Regions from separate parts of the Homo sapiens genome. Here region 2 is linked to region 1. The links are chromatin loops, found by intact Hi-C in ENCODE. Cell type or tissue: A673. All regions are shown on one strand. Each heading gives the region's core, and the rest is flanking DNA. Links, peaks and the distances in the headings are about the cores only. Region 1 overlaps SHISA6 (shisa family member 6). Region 2 overlaps SHISA6 (shisa family member 6).

Region 1 (8,332 bases), core at 61-8,060:
AATAGAACCCAAAGGAAGCAGCGAGCATCTAAATAGAGGCCTGCGATATGGGATAAGTCTTCCAGCAGAGAGCTGGGCAGATCTGTGCAACCGCCAAGGCTATGGGTTGCGAGTATCTTTGTGACAGGAGAAAGCTCTGTATTCACCTCTGTATCCCTGAGTTATAAAACTGTCATTGTTTCTAAGAAGCAAAGGGCACATTCTTCCACGTGTCCTACGAAAAGATGTTGAAGTGCCACCTGTCAATAGCCACTGAATAAGTTGCCAGCCTCCCACATCAAGTGTCTCAGGTATCTCTGCCTCAGTGTCTCTGGGTTTTGCCCAGCCTCGTGCAGGTGCAAGCCAGAAGTGCCTGGCAAATCATGCACCACGGGGATGGGAATGGGTGGCCCTATAACACACCCTCCAGTGGGACAAGCTACATGATACTGCAGAGGGTCTTCCGTGGGGCTGAATTCCAGGTGTCCACAGTTTAAAGATCCTACAGGCAGCTGTGCCAAGGCCAGTATTCCATCCACACCTTCTCAGAGCACCAGGGGCTGAAATGATGCTTTCTGATCCGAAGGCAGGGCTTCCAGGGGAGCATGCTAGTGTCTTGTCACAGGTGATGTTGGCATCATGTGGCAGTCTCCCTCCCCCCGATAGGCATCCCACATCTTCAGGGAGAGGCCATTGTGGCCAGGACTCCAGCCTGGCTTTGGCATCAAACCTAAAACCTGGACATGCATGTCTAGCGCTCTCCTGGAGGGCAGAGCTAGATAAGTTGTGTTGCAGCCACCAGTATCCTGTTAGGGGCCCTGCTCCCTGCATGCCCAAGTTCATGAGAGATGGCCACCTGTGAGTCGAATGCAGACAGTGATTTTCAGGTCCAGGGGCTTGTTTCTCAAGCACTCTCAAAAAGCTGTTTTTACTCACAACGCTTCTGACACCAACTGGGTGAATTTTTTTTTTCCTTACATCAACCAGTTCTCCAACCTTTCAAACACCAGCTGGGTGTTCAAGAATTCAATTCAATTCTGATATTTACTACCTAGAGTTAGGGCAAACCTCAGCACTTACAGGCTCAGTCCCAAGAGACTGCTCCCTTCTTGGGACTCTGGTTGCAGTTGTCAGGCCTCCTGCACTTTGAACGAACTGGCTATAAACAGGGGATTTCCATGACCCCCATCTTCATGCTCAGTAATTTCTGGAATGGCTCACAGAACTCAGGAACACACTTTACTGACTGTTGCCAGTTTATCATAAAGGAGAAAACCCAGGAACAGCCAGATGGAATAGATGCACAGGGCAATGTATGGAGAGTGGGGAGCACGGAGCTTCTGTGCCCTCTCTGGATGGTGGTAGAAACTTAATTGCCAATGTACCATCCTCACAGCGCCTCCACATGCTCTCCAGACCAGAAGCTCTCTGAATACCACCCTCCATTGTTTAGGGGTTTTTGTAGAGTTTTCATGACCTCAGGTGATCCACCCTCCTTGGCCTCCTAAAGTGCTGGGACTACAGGCATGAGCCACCATGCCCAGCCACCTGAGGTCAGGAGTTTGAGACCAGCCTGGCCAACATGGTGAAACCCCATCTCTACTAAAAATACAAAAATTAGCCGGGAATGGTGGCATGCATCTGTAATCCCAGCTACTTGGGAGGCTGAGGCATGAGAATCACTTGACCTCGGGAGGCGGAGATTGCAGTGAGCCAAAATCACACCACTGCACTCCAGCCTGGGCGACAGAGTGAGACTCCATCTCAAAATAAAAATAAAAATAAATAAAAAAGAAGAAGAAGAAGAAGAACATAGAGTTTTCAACAGATTAGCCTGATGGATTATTAACTCAAGCTCCAGCTCCTGTCCTGTCCCTGGAGGCTGCAGGGGGTGGTAAAAGTTCCAGGCCTGTAATCAAGACTTTGCCTTTCTGGCAACTGCCCCACGCTGGAGCTATCTAAGGGCTCCTATCACTCAGAAAATTCCAAGGATTTAGGAGTTCCGTGTCAGGAACCAGGGACAAAGACCAAAAGTCTATTTCTTATAGTTCCACACTCTCAACCCGCTGGCTCTGGCAGGTTCCCTCTCCACATGGACCAGAGAAACCCACCTCTGTGCCACTCTGAACATTACAGAGTGGGGCCTAAATATTCCTTATAATGCACGATCAGTCCCAGCTCCTCAAGCCACACCATGAGGAAGTCATTGCTGCTGTGTTCTTGTCACAGTGATAAAGATGTGGCATGCACACCAAAAGGCAGGTCACCCCCTGGCAGCCACCGCACAGGGAGGCCCCCGCTGCTCTGCAGGCTCCTGGATCACCATCTCATCTGGACACAGACTTCTCTAGATGCCGCACTGGCAGTTTGACTTCTACCACCACCCGAGAGACAATGACACCAAACATCCCTGCAAGCTTTGGAGCCAGGGGTTCGGCAGGCTTCCAGTGGAATATCACATGACGGGTTGCTCTGTCAAAACCCCCCACTAATTTATTGGAATTGTTTCCTAAAGCAATGAGAGTGGGTTCACAACAGATCTGATCATCTAGATGCTCCCCAACCCCGGCATGGGCATAATCTATCCACTTGAATTTAAAGGCCTGGAAACCTGCAGGAGGTGGCTCCCAGCTGAATTTCCATGGAGCCTAGTCTGCACAAAAGGAGACAGAAAGCAAACCTGAGCCTGCGAAAGGGAGACAGGCTCACGGTTCTCTCCCTTTCATCAAATATGGCCCACGTCCTTCCCGTATCATGGGATGTGGGACACATCAGCGGTGTGTTTATTTTACGACTGACAAAGAACAAAGGAGCGTTTTCAAAAGTTTTGGGAGCCCATGGATTCAGGCCAACTCTGATTACAGTGCATGTTTATTCTTAAGTGTCCAGATGAAGAATTCATAATTTTACCCATAAGGACGGACAGAAAGCAAGTTGTCCCCAGTCTATGGTACGCAGGGTAGCAGAGAGCTGCTATAAAACCAGAAAAAGCCCACGGATGACTCACCCAGCTGAGGAAGGTAAACACATTATTGTCTTTCCATTTTTTTTTTTTCCCCAACGCTGGCGCTTCTGTCTCTTTGCGCCAATGAGACGGGTAACATTTTAATTAGGACGCTCACTTGTCTTCACTTTTCAAGAGAGGTGGGGGAGGATGGTGGTGCTTGGATAATTGAATCCATAACTCCTGTGGTTATAAGTGTGCACAACTAATCAAGGAGAGTGTGTGTGCTTTAGAGAGAGAGGGGGAGTCCGAGGGGGAGGGAGGGAGGGAGACAGAGTAAGATGGATGAGAACTGAAGGATACAGAGAAGAGAGGAAGTGATTCCGCTCCACCGGCAGTGTGAGCATCTGTGAATGGAAGGTACACAGAGCCACAGAGTGAGGAGAGCAGCCACTGAAGGCTCCTGTTTGTGTGCAGAGCTGGGAGGGTCAGAGGGAGGAGACCCAGAGGTGACAGCAAGACTAGAGGTTTGTGTATGAAAGAAGCAGCTGGAAAGAGAGGGAGATGCAAAGGAGGAAGTGACCAAGGGGGCTGTGTGTGTGTGTGTGTGTTTGAGAGAGCCCTGTCCATGTGAGCTGTGGATCAGAGAAAAAGATAGACAAGAAGAGAAGAAATAGGGAAAGCTCGTATGTGAGAGAGAGAGCAAAGGGAGTGTGGAGTTTCATTGTGAGTGCATGCATGGGGTGCTCCAAACCATGCATTTGGTTTAATGCATGCCATCTCGTCTATTTTAGCTGTGCATTGTTTTTATTTTTTTCATTCAAAAAGTCATTAAAAATAAGAATAGAAAACTGAAGGGAGGGAGAAATCACCCACAGACATACCTCTCAAAAACAAAGCAGGCTTTGCATTTTTTTCTCTAGACATAGCTGTAAATCCTATTTAATTGGACTTCAGAATTCAGTGGTGAAATTTACCTGTGAGAACTTACATTAAGCATTTAGCAAACGTTCCCACTGAGAGGAAGCAGGTGAGAAATGCTGTTTGTTGTCTCTTTTGGCCTGTACTTCTCTGAAGAAGAAGCTTTTCCAAAGGAATGTCTTATGTTCAGTTACAGAGTCAAGCCAATAAAGAAGGGTAATGCATTTTGAAATCCCTCCCTTTTAAGCTTCTTCTGGATGCCACTGGGACAGGAAAGCCACGCCTCCACATCCCGTGGAGAGGCCGATCACCCTGGGAGAGTTACTGCGCAGATGTTTCTCCTGCAGGCTCCCAGATGGGGGAATCTGACTCTCACCTCAAGGAATGCAGCCAGTTCTTATAAGCAAAACATCCACTCGCATTTCTAACTTCAGTTATCTTTGGCTGGCTAGAACTTCAAATCTGCTAGTTTCCAAGACTGTATATATCCAAGAATGACTTCATGTTGTCACTATACGTGAGATACTTTGTCTTGGCAAGAGGTTCCTGGCTCACGAGCACTCAGAAAAGTCAGGCGCTTCCCCACTGTCTCTGGTCCTTGATACCAGACCAAAGACGAAGGCCAACCTAATTTTATTCATCTGACTATACAATAATTTTTAAATTACCTTAAACATCTAGATACTTACATTTTTTTCTTTGCTCGTGTATGCTGTTCATTTGGCAAGGTGCTTCACGCATGGATCTTTTTACTTACGTTTTTTCTGTAATGAATAGCACCCTTTTAACTTGGACCCCAGGGAAGCTCAGGGAAGGTGATTTGTCTGCATCTTTGATTAGGACACCTCAAAAATTGTAGATTTTCTTTAGAAACAGGTTTAATTTTAGTCTTTTCCCTGTCTTTCCTATCTATAATCTTCTCTCTCTCTCTCTCTCTCTCTCTCCCTAGCATTACTCTCAGAATTTTAGAAAATAGTCTCAATTTGCCAACCTTATTGCTGACTAGCCTTTGCTTGATGTCAGTTCTACCCTTTCCTTGGCCTGCTATCACCTAGCACAGATGGAACAGATGTGAGCTTTTCATCTACCTGGAAGCCCTAACATTGGTAAATCACATCAGCCTCTTTCCACAAGAATGCTGTTCAGTCCAGGTGGTTCAGATGGATTGTCTCCCCCTCCTCCAGGTCCCTGGTGGCAACCACGTGACCATGGTCTGGTTAATCAGAGTACTCCATCCCACTGAAACCGGTTCAGATACGAGCCAATCCAAGACAGGTCAACCAGAACCCAGGAACATTTGCTAGAAATATAAGGAAAGGCTTTGCTTCCCTCTGGGATACTAAGCTGTAAGGATGATGCAAGTTGGGACTTGCTGGCGGCCATATTCTACTCATATGGAAAGCCTTATTCTACTCACATGGAAAGCCATATTCTGTTCATATGGCCGTATTCTACTCATATGAAAAGCCTTCCCAAGAATGAAATTAAGGCAAATAGAGAGACAGGAGGGAGAGGGAGGGAGGGAGGGAGAGAGAAAGAGAGAAAAGCATCACTGGAGCACCTTGATCCAGGTGCGCTTGAACACATTACACACAATGAGTCAATGCTTCCCTCTTTCACATAACCTATATTAAGTCGATTTTCTTTACCCTACAATGGCTAAAAATTCAGACCAGGACAACTGGTTCTGCTGGACCTTGCTGGGATCTTCTCCTGTCCCCTCCAACTGGTTCTTGCAGATCTTCTTTAAAAAAACCACATAAGGAAAGCTGTAATGCCCAGTATATTTGTTCCCAAGGCTCTTCCAAACTCTACCCTTACCTAAAATGTTTTACTCGCGTGGAGACTCTGCCCACCAAGATGCATTGTGCCGCCACCCATCTCTTCACCCCATCCCCTTCTTATTTTCTGGAGTTTGCAGGGAAGAGTTGGGAAGGGCAGGGCCAAAAATGTATTAATTGGAGAGAAGATGAATGCCCAGTTATCTGGAAACTATGCTTATCCACGGACAGTCTCCGAGATAACAGTAAATGGTAACCCTACCCCCATGCACATTATTTCCACAAATTTGGTGTCGATTTACATTTTTAAGATAGAGATGTAACGACGTTGGAATTAGTAAAAATTTCTCCAAGATCCTGATAGCAGCTTAACTCACGGTGTCCATGTTCAGCAGTCCATGAGCAGCTGTTCTTCTTTCTGTCTTCATAGGTCACTTGATGGGAAACTGGAAGAGGCTACACCAGGGCTACTAGCTAGGCAGACAGCATTTAAAGCAGGAAGCCCTGCCACCTTTTCTTTATTCCCTCTTTGAATACAGGCAATTGCAATCTTAACACCTGCTGACTGTAATAACTTACAGGCTAAGATGAGTCAATGTGCCTGCATGGATGTCCTGAACATCCACTGAGTACTATTTATTAAAGCATTGTTTTGATTTATTGTTATCATCATCACCATCGTTATTAGCAGCAGAAGCACATTCAAGCATGCAGCCTTTACATCAATGCACCCTCTGCCTCACAGCAGATGCGCCCACAGCACACTCCCTCCCTTCATTCAGCTCCTTATTGAAAACCTCACCTCCTTAGAGATGACTCCATCTAAGGGGCACCCTTTCCTCCCTCTCCATTTGCCCCTTCCCTGGTTTTCTTTGTTTCTTCTCCATCATACTTTCCTCTGCCTGACCTACTTCATACTTATTTTTTTCATTTGTGTGTTGTCTGTCATTCTCCTCAGAATGTAAGATCCACAAGAGAAACACTGTTTTGTTACTTGTAGTTTTTGTTGGGATATTTGTTAAAAGACTCTTGGTGACTGTATTAGACTTAACAACACACACACGCAATTTATTTATTGAGTGTTTCCTACATACCAGGCACTGTTCCAAGTACTTTAGATGTATTAACTCAGTTAATTCTCAAGAAAGCCCTGGAAGATAAGCACCATTCCCATTCCCATTTTTGGATGGAGAAACCAAGGCACAAGAAGGTTAATTAAGCTGCCTGTGGTTCTGCAACCAGTAAATGTCAGAATGAGGCTTGGAATGCTTCCAAGGCTAGCCCCAGAGCTGTGGCTCCGAATCACCCCACCACAAACAAAGCAACCATTAGGGAAAAGTTCTCTTATTGCCCCTGTTTACTGGTGGTGGGATCAAAGCCCACAGAGGTGGGAGGGAATTGCACTAAGGTCACAGAGCTGAGAACCTGCAGTCATGTGTGTGGCCCGAGTCCAGGACCCAATTTCCTACCCAATATGCTGTACTCATTTCTAGTTCATTTGTTGCCTTGACATAGTTTTTGTATCTCCATTTGATAGATGAAGAAATTGAGGGTTAAAAGATCATGCTGGGTTCCACAACTAGTAATTGCCGAAGAAATAAACTGTAAATGTCACAAAAAAGTGAATGAATTTGTATTTATTAAAAATATATACATTTTTTAATTTAACAAAACTGTGTGTGTGTATCTATGAGAGAGAGAGAGACAGAGAGACAGAGAGAGAGAGAGAGACAGAGAGAGAGAGAGAAAATGCTTCTGAATGGGGAAACTTTAACTTAAATTGCCTTTTGTCAGCAGTTTAAACCTCTTTCCTTCAGTGTTTTGTGTTTTTGTTTTGTTCTGTTTTGTTTTGTTTTGAGATGGAGCCTCACTCTGCTGCCCAGGCTGGAGTGCAGCGGCACGGTCTTGGCTCACCGCAACCTCTGCCTCCCAGGTTCAAGCGATTCTCCTGCCTCAGCCTCCCAAGTAGCTGGGATTACAGGCACCCACCACCACACCCGGCTAATTTTTTTATTTTTAGTGGAGACGGGGTTTTGCCCTGTTGGCCAGTCTGGAATAGAACTCCTGGCCTCAAGTGATCCACCCGCCTTGGCCTCCCAAAGTGCTGGGTCCTTCAGTATTACTGGATTTATATTGGATTTATCACTGCCACTACTAGAAAAGATTTTACCAATAAAGTAGATAGAGATGCTTTTCTTTCCTTTTCTTAGAAGGGTCCTAAGGCGTCTCTAAGCTAACCACAAGAGAATATTTTGGTTCCACCCTCTCATCTCTCTGATGATAAAACTAATCCTTGCGGAAGGGAAATGACTTGCCCAAGGTCATTTGGTTAGTGAGCAGTAGAAACCCCATCATGGTGATCTTTTGAAATCACACCAACTCAGAAGTCAGGTTTTTCCAGATTAATGTGTATTCATGGTATGCGACCTAGGAAGAATCCTTTTATCCTGGATGAATTTGGAAATGAGGAAATAGTTACTGTGGTCTCTGACTCTGCACCATAAATGTCAAACACCAGGTTTTTAGACTCATCTATCCTCAACAGCATTTATTTGGACATCAGTCTCTATCGGATGGTTCCCTTAAACTTTATAGGAGTATTCCAACCCTACGGCTCCTCCCACTCCACCCAGAGGGTTAACATGTCCACAGAGTTCAAGAGCAAGGTCGTAATGGACATTAAAGATGTCCTTTGTACTACCTCATT
Region 2 (8,332 bases), core at 27-8,026, 170 kb before region 1:
TTTAAACAGCCACATGTTCCTAGTGGCTACCGTATTTGTTAGCGGAGATTGCTTTCTCTATGGATGTATCTTGGCCTTTTGAACAAACCAGGAAAACTATGGTTTAAAACGTGGCCTGGACTGGAGGTCCCCACTTGACACTACCATGGAACCTTGAGCAAGTCAGTTCACTCCTGCGCCTCAGTTTCCTCACCTACAAAATTGAGAAGTTGACCAGTATTCCAAGACCTCTTCCATCCAGGGCAGCTTTATATGAGTACACAGGCCATGCACAGCACTTTTGCAGGCAGGTGGCACCATTTACAGAGACTGCAATGGGAAGGGCATCATTGGAGTTGTGCAACCTCATAATCTGGCTTCCATCTCTAAACATTCTGGGGCACCACGACGCTGCTTTTCCAAACTGCCTCTTCTGACACCTCCCGTAAGTGAGAAGGGGCTTCCAGGCCATATCAGAATGCAATCTGTGAGGAGACTGAGGATGGAGAGCAGCAGGGAAGGAGTGCATACATATGGCAGGAGGTCAGATTCCCTTGGCCAGGGTGTGCCCGTCTGAATTCTCTTCACTCCATGTCTTTTCTCATCTCTGGCCTCTGCCTGGGTCCCTGCCCAACTGTCTGCTTTGGTCTCAGGCTCCACAGGCTGATGCTCATAGCCATTATTTAAGAGGGACAAGGCCAGGCACGATGGCTCATACCTGTAATTCCAGCAGTTTGGGAGGCCAAGGCAGGTGGATCACTTGAGGCCAGGAATTTGAGATCAGCCTGGGTAATAAGGTGAAACCCCATCTTTACTAGGAATACAAAAATTAGCTGGGTGTGGTGGCACACACCTGTAATCTTAGCCACTCAGAAGGCTGAGGCAGGAGAATCACTTGAACCTGGAAGGCGGAGGTTGCAGTGAGCTGAGATTGCACCAGTGCATTCCAGCCTGGGCAACAGAGTGAGACTCTGTCTCAAACAACAACAACAACAACAAAAAAAAAAAAAAAAAGAAAGAAAAAGAATAGATTTCAAATTACTTAAAAGAAATAAAAAACAAAAAAGAGGGACTAATGTAAAGCATTGCTCCCCTATTAAAGTTCTGAATGAGTGAGTGTACATGAAGTCTTAGTATCCATTAACACTTTAGCATAAAGTAGCCTATTCTAAAGTGCTAACTAGCTGGGAGTTGTTTTGCTAAGGAAGAGAGATATTTGGAGCCTGTCACTGGCTTGAGATGGGAGACTTAGGTGGGACAGGTGGGGGAAGAAAGCAGAGGTTGTGTGTGTGTTTGTGAGGTTCCATGAAGAGGTGCTTCATAGAGGATAAAACGTCCTGAAAGGGGATAATGGTGCTTTATAGTCCACTCCCCAAGTGGCGTCATTCTGCTCAATGCTAGCCTTGCATGAGGAGGGAAGATGCTTCTTGGACAGCAATGCCACTGCCACCCCGTCATCTCAGTGTCAGATCTTGCCTCTCCCAATTCAGTGAGGCACTGAATTCTGGCCCTGGTGAACTTCCTGCCCCAGGGTAGTTCTAGGGCTTGCATCCTTGCCCTTCTTTTCAGAAGCTAAGCTTCAGTGGGCTGGGTGCTCATCATGCATCCTTAGAAGCCAGTCCACGTGCTGAGGGTGCAGCCCAGCCCAATCTCTGAAGGCTCATAAGGTGCCCTTGTCACAGCAAGGTGGTGTGACTGCAGCTTCCACCTCTGCCTCGCTCTTTCCCTTTTAATAATAATAATGACAATAAAGTAGCAAAAACAAACACTTACTGAGTGAGGACTCTATGCCAGGCACTGTGTGCTAAGCACTTTCTATCCATCACCTCACCAAATCATCAAGCAAATCCTTCGTTGTTATGGGGATACAGGCTCAGAGAAGGATAGTAGGTCCTACAAGTCCACAGCCTTTATTACACGTTTGAGCTGCTAGTCCAGCCCAGGTCTTTCTGGCTCCACAGTCCAAGCCCTTCCCTTCTCCTCCTATCCGCCCCCTTCTTCTCTTCTCTTTACTTCCCTTCTTTTTATTATTATTGTTTATTGATATATAACAGTTGCCCATATTTGAGGGTTACATGTGGTATTTGGATACATGGACATAATGTGTAATGATCAAACCAGGGCAATTGGGATGTCCATCCCCTTAAACATTCAGCCCCTTTTTATGTTGGGAACATTCCAATTCCTCTCCTCCAGTTATTTTGAACTGTACAACAAATTATTAACTATAGTCACCCCACTGTATTATTGAACACTAGTTCATATTCCTTCGATGTAACTCTTTACTTCCCTTCTCTCTTAAAGGACATCTTAGAAGACAGATTCAAGCTCTGTCCTCAGGAAGACAGATACTCATACCAATGATTCTGAGTGTGAGATCAGTAGGATATGGATGTGTCCAAGATGTTTGGGGATGGAGGAGGAGGAAGGACTAGCTCAGGGAAGGTGCAAGATACATCAGGAGTGAACACTCTACAAAGGACTTTCCCTTGAACTGAGTCTTAATCATGGAGACAACATCCCTGTTTATCCTGAGAGCCTCTGCTTCCCCAGTATCTCCCACCTGTGGATTCTATTGAGGTAGGAAGAAAACAGGAAGAGGAAGAGCAATGAGCTTCTAAGCTAGAACTAATTAACATTCCCCCAGTTCCCACTCCTTTCTTCTCTTTCTTCCAAAAACACTGTATTTATTAAGCACTTACTGGGAGCTGGGGGATGAATATATAAAGAAAGAGAACCCAATACCTGCTCTCAAGGTCTCACCTCCAAGCCAGGAGTAGGTATAGCCATGACTTGTACTGTCAATCAGCAAGAGAGGAATGGGCTTTAACAACTCAAATGGAGTGCTCTGCAAGCCTGGGGGGTGAGGAGGTGTCTGAGCCAGTATTGAGGAATGGATGTCGTAGGATGCGAGAGACAGAGAAGGCCAGGAGGAAGCCCTTAGAGGCAGAAGGAATGGAAATAAAGGTGGCTGCTGGAAAGATCTTATGAGGAGTGAGAAGCTTAACCCATGTATGGAGAGCCCAAGGTTGTGGGAAACAAGACTGGTGACAATTTATGGCCAGCTTTGGGGTCAAGGAAAAGATTTTGAACAAATGTTTGCTAGGGTATGATTGATCCCTGAAGTGGCATTTCTCATTGCTGTGTTCAAGAACATTCGTCTAAAGTGTCGAGGAGGGAGGCCTTTCTCATTCTCAACACGGTCTCAGACCCCATGACTGATGCCCTTTAACCACAGCCAGTGTCTTGTGCTTGGATGGTTGTAGTAGTCTATTCAGTGGTCCTCCCGTTTTCAACTGGATCCTGCCACAGCCCCTCTTTCTCCTCACAGCAGTCAGAGTGATTATTTTAACCCATAAATCAGATCACTTCCCTTCCCTCCCCCAGGTTTGATGAAAATCACGGCACTTGAAAATGATAGCGGAGACACCAGAATTTCTAGAAGCAATCTCAGAACACAAGCCAGGCTGGTCCCCCATGATTGCAGGTTCCTCATTCCTCATCCATTTATTTGGCCCATGACACTGTCTTGTCTTCTCCTTTCCCCAGGTCAAGGCTTCAGGGTGTCTCCTAGCAGAGCTGGTCCTCAGGAGAGAATCTACAGGGGCCCAGGACATGGTTCTGGGGGTCCCCCCACTACAGTGTGTAGCTCAGTGTCCAAACTTATGGGAGGCAGCATGCAAACTGAATCTGGTCTGCAAAGGGATTTCTTTGGCTGCCATTGTTTTAAAACTTGGGAAAATCTGTGTGAAATCTGGATTCCTATCTTCTCTTGAAAAATGAAAAAATGTAGTCACATAGGATCTGCATTCCCACATGGAAATGTTTGCAGGAATCTCAATAATTGGCTCCTTTAGCTGGGGCCGTGCTTTCCAGTTTGCCACAGTGCCCACCACTTCTCATTGTTTCCTACCTATCCCACTTCTATCCCATTCTTTTTTTTTTTTTTCTTTTTTTTTGAGATGGAGTCTCGCACTGTCACCTGGGCTAGATTGCAGTGGCGCGATCTTGGCTCACTGCAACCTCCGCCTCCCAGGTTCAAGTGATTCTCCTGCCTCAGCCTCCCGAGTAGCTGGGATTACAGGCGCCTGCCACCAGGCCCAGCTAATTTTTTGTATTTTTAGTAGAGATGGGGTTTCACCATGTTGGCCAGGCTGGTCTCGAACTCCTGACCTCGTGATTCACCCGCCTCAGCCTCCCAAAGTGTTGGGATTACAGGCGTGAGCCACCGTACCCGGCCCCCACTTCTATCCCGTTCTATGCCTAGCCCTTGTAGGCACTGTAAACCCTAAGCTTCACAGTTTCTAACATCTCTTTCAGCCCACCGTGTTATTTTTAGCCTACAGTAAATTTTAATCAAGATGGCAGCACTTGGAGAGTTTGCTTTGAAGTCTCACCTGTGGTGGATGGAAGGGTGTTAAAGAAGTTTTGGGAGGCAGAAAATTGGTTGGAGGAAAACCATGTGAGAGAATGAACACTCTCCTGTGGACCTGGAAATCTCACCAGGTTGGACACCCTTGTTTGACTAATGGGGAGGCCCCACTGGTTCCTAGGAGATTACACCTGGCAAATCTCAAGTGTAGTTGCAAGTAGACTCTGGGTACTAAGACAGCAGGCACCGTATTGTGTCTGGTACAGAGTAGGCCATCATTAATCTGTTGTGTGATGGATGGATGGATGGATGGATGGATGGATGGATGGATGAATGGATAAATAGAAGGATGGGCCAGACAAGAAAGAACTGCTCTGGGAGAGGTCATTTTGGGACTTCTCCAGATGCAGACAGCCTGGATAATTGACGCTTCTTTCCCTCAGCTTCTAACTGTGTGATTTAGAAGTCTGGCCTGCAGCCAAAACAGCACAACTGTTACACATTCCATAGATAAATCAACTCCCTGATGGTTTGAAACTAAGGGGACCTACAGAATGTTAGCCCATAATATATGAGCTAGCACGCCCACTTAGTTCTCAGAGGGATGGCAGGGTGGCCGGCCTGTTTCAGGAACAGCAGGAAGATGCCTTGCATCCTTGCAGTCTGACTGTTTTCATGTCACTGCCAGGCTGGGACATATCTAGGGGATGGACTGGTAGGCAGCCACCCTAAGAGGAACCTTGAAAGAAACCCTGGACACAGGGCTTGTCTTTGCAAAATTCTGCCAGCCAGCATTGCAACAAACAGAAGGAGCACATGTGTGCTCAGAGCACACCTGGGCCAGCCATGCCCCTCTGCATGGGCTGGCCTCCTCTTCCCTCCCTCTCCCCTGGTCACCTGTCCAGTGTCCCCAGTTCTTTTGGCTTCTGTGGACTTGTTTTCATCTGGCCCCCATGCTAGAGAACACAGCCCACAAATGCAGCTTAGTCTATGAACCCCAGGAAAGGTGAGAAGGAAGGAGAGAGGAAAAAACAGAGCAGTGCTAGGTGGAGCAGTCAGCTTGCCCAAAGTCACACAGCAGCTACGTAGTGGAGCCTGGGTCTCTCCAACTCTAGGGCTCAGGCTGTTTGATGAATAGACACCAAAGAGTTGGCAGTGGGCAAGATGCTTTCACCCCGAGGTTTGGGTCTATCCCAGATAGAGCTCTGAGAAATCTACTGGGGCAGGATGATCAGCTTATTCCACCTTGCTCAGGCCTTTCCTGGTTTTTGCCCTGGAAGTCCCATGTCTCAGGAAACCCCACATGACTGGGCGGATGTAGCCTGGTCGGCCATTGTCATCAGGAGGTAGGTCATCCTCAGGCTCGTGGTCCTGTTTGGCTGTACTGTGATGGGCAGTTTGAACAATATTAATGGCTGGCTCCCGACTCCAGACATTTTGATGTAATTGGTCCAGGATTCAACCTGGGAACTGAATTTTAAAAGCTTCCCAGGCGATTCTAATGCACAGCCAACATTGAGAACTGCTCCACCTGAGGAATCGAGCCTGGCACTGTCACCGGGTTAACCCATCACCTGGGTAGCTTTGTCCATGTCCCTCCAACAATTTCCTTCCAAAATAAGCAGAAACTCCTCAGCCTGGCAGCCAAGAGCTTTCCCCTGATGGCTCCAGCCTAATTTTAAAGCCCTATCTTTCCTCAGTTCTGTTATGTTTTCACTCTATTCCAGATAAACTCCCTGTTATTTTGGGGAATTAACCCTAGGAGTTCTAATGCAAGAGGTCCCTAGACTTGGTGCAACTGTTTTCACAATCCCTTTCTGAGGCTCCCTGTTCACTGGAAGTTCTGTGGGTGTGCAGAGGTGCACTGCGGAGGACATTCACTTTTAGCTAATATAATAGCACATTACACCTCTGAGCACCCTAGGTGATAAGTAACAAACAATTCAGAAAACAGAGACCAGGGAATGGAGGGCTAGGTTCGGGCAGCAAGCCACATGTGGGAAGAGGTCTGGGCCAAGGACATTAACAGCAGAGGAGAGCTGGGGCAGATGAGAGTCTTTAAGGCAGGGGATGCTAATGAAATAGGAAGAGAGTGGCAGGGATGAGGGGGCTATCAGGGAAGCTGGGGTGGGGAGGAAAACCCTCTGCTCCTATCCCTGTTTGGCTCTGCCTGAGATAAGTCCCTGAGTCCTGCTGAGCATATGGACTGGGAGCCTGCTGGGAAGACACAGAAGCCCCCTGCTAAGCCACAGTCTCAAATAACAATGTGAATGAGGACTGCCTTATGCTTGCAGAGCCTGACTTAATTGGTATTTCTCCTAATTATCAGATTTAATCACCACCTCTCCAGTGAAATAATTTTTGACTCAAATGAGAGATTAGTATAAAGAAAGAACAAGTCAAAAAAAAAATAGAAGGGAGAACAGAATTTAGTTAGAGTTTTCATTTTAAAATGACTTTGTGCGTGTACAAATTGTACACAAAACATTTCCTTTTCCATTCTATCCATCCGACAGGAGTCAAAATGCCAGGGTTTCCAAGGAGACCCCTACCCTTGTCAGCTCTGTAGAGTTGGAAGAGAAGCCCAGGGGCTCTGAGGTTGCTGAGGCTGGGAATCCCCAAATGGCTCTCGTTCTTTGATGCCTTGTATACGGTACCCCTTGGGCCTGGCAACTCTGCTGAAGGGTCCAGAGGAGACTCACAAAGGTTTTGGTAGATGGTGTGTGTATGTGTGTGTGTGTGTGCGCGCGCACGCGTGTATCCACATGGTACCAAAAAACAAGTAGGAGTTGCATTATTGGCCTGGCACAGTGGCTCATGCCTGTAATCCCAGAGCTTTGGGAGGTCGAGGTGGGCGGATTACTTGACATCAGGAGTTCGAGACCAGCCTGACCAACATAATGAAACCCTGTCTCTACTAAAAATACAAAAATTAGCTGAGCGTGGTGGCATGCACCTGTAATCCCAGCTACTCCAGAGACTGAGGCAGGAGAATTGCTTGAACTCCGTGGTGGATACTGCAGTGAGCTGAGATGGCACCACTGCACTCCAGCCTGGGTGACAGAGCGAGACTCTGTCTCAAACAGAAAAAAAGAAAAGAAAAAAAAAGGAGTTGCATTATTTCCTTTTAGGAGTCCTATTTGGCTAAGTGGTCACAGTTGTCAGGAGGTGGTCCTGCTATATAAATGAGGGAGGTCCTCTGGACTCACAGCAATCATTAGCCAAAACATTAGCCAGAACATTCCTTATCTCCATGGAAAAGTTGGATAAATGTTAGTGTTGAGGCGATCAGGGAATGGTTCCCCACCTGCAAGAAGACACCTAGTGACAAATGGCCAATCTCCAAGTTCCCTTGCTACTGACGCTGAGATTCTGTGATCCAGGCTGGCAGGACAGACAGACTGTGGGACAGGGGAGGGGAAGAGAGGAGCAGAAGCCTGTGAAGAAAGTGTACTGTGTGGGACAGTAAACAAGCAACATGATGAGAGGGAGGAGAAGTGGGGATTGGGGCTTGGGAACCCTAAGACTTCTTGAGCATGAAGAGAGCCTGTGCTAGGGTCTGAGTTCAGGAGTGGTGCATGCAGGGCACTGGGCTTCAGGGAGGAGGTTGCAGTTGCCTTAACCTACCATCAGGATGCCAACACTTGATGCACACAGTAGTGCGTGCAAGGAGGAAGGGGTAGAGAGGAGACATAAGTGTTCACTGAGCCCTCACCATGCACCATGATGTGTAAGACACTTTCATGCATTTACTCCCTACAACAACCTTGAGAAGAATCCATCATCATCCTAATTTTATGATTGACAACATTCATAAAATTGGGGGCTTAGAGAAATTAAATGATTTACACATAGTAAATATTGACTGCTGGTAAAAGGAGAGCTGAGACTTAAACTCAAGTCAGTATGATTTCTAAACCAGCCCATTCTCTACCGAATCACCAAGGCTTGGGTAGCTTGCTGGTCAATGCAATAGTGGTC

What was found. A loop is a pair of places that touch in the nucleus more often than their neighbours do. Peaks named below come from ENCODE experiments on the same cell type or tissue, not always from the same donor. Only the 100,000 strongest peaks of a DNase experiment are listed, where the experiment ranks them.
Region 2: it touches region 1 in a loop (2.9-fold over the local background); 1 of 110 quality-filtered maps calls a loop at or near these places.

Annotation. Positions count from the first base shown.
Region 1 is chr17:11,326,946-11,335,277 of GRCh38, reverse strand. All of the region lies in intron 2 of SHISA6 (shisa family member 6), which reads right to left. Among named protein-coding and RNA genes, the nearest start is that of SHISA6, 90 kb to the right of the region's middle. In A673, for the core only: no CTCF peak of the experiment used is centred there; a DNase peak (open chromatin) is centred at 4,127; H3K4me3 peaks cover 719 bases; H3K27ac peaks cover 2,900 bases.
Region 2 is chr17:11,492,345-11,500,676 of GRCh38, reverse strand. All of the region lies in intron 3 of SHISA6 (shisa family member 6), which reads right to left. Among named protein-coding and RNA genes, the nearest start is that of DNAH9, 100 kb to the left of the region's middle. RefSeq lists an enhancer at 6,314-6,851. In A673, for the core only: no CTCF peak of the experiment used is centred there; DNase peaks (open chromatin) are centred at 4,876 and 6,556; H3K27ac peaks cover 3,396 bases.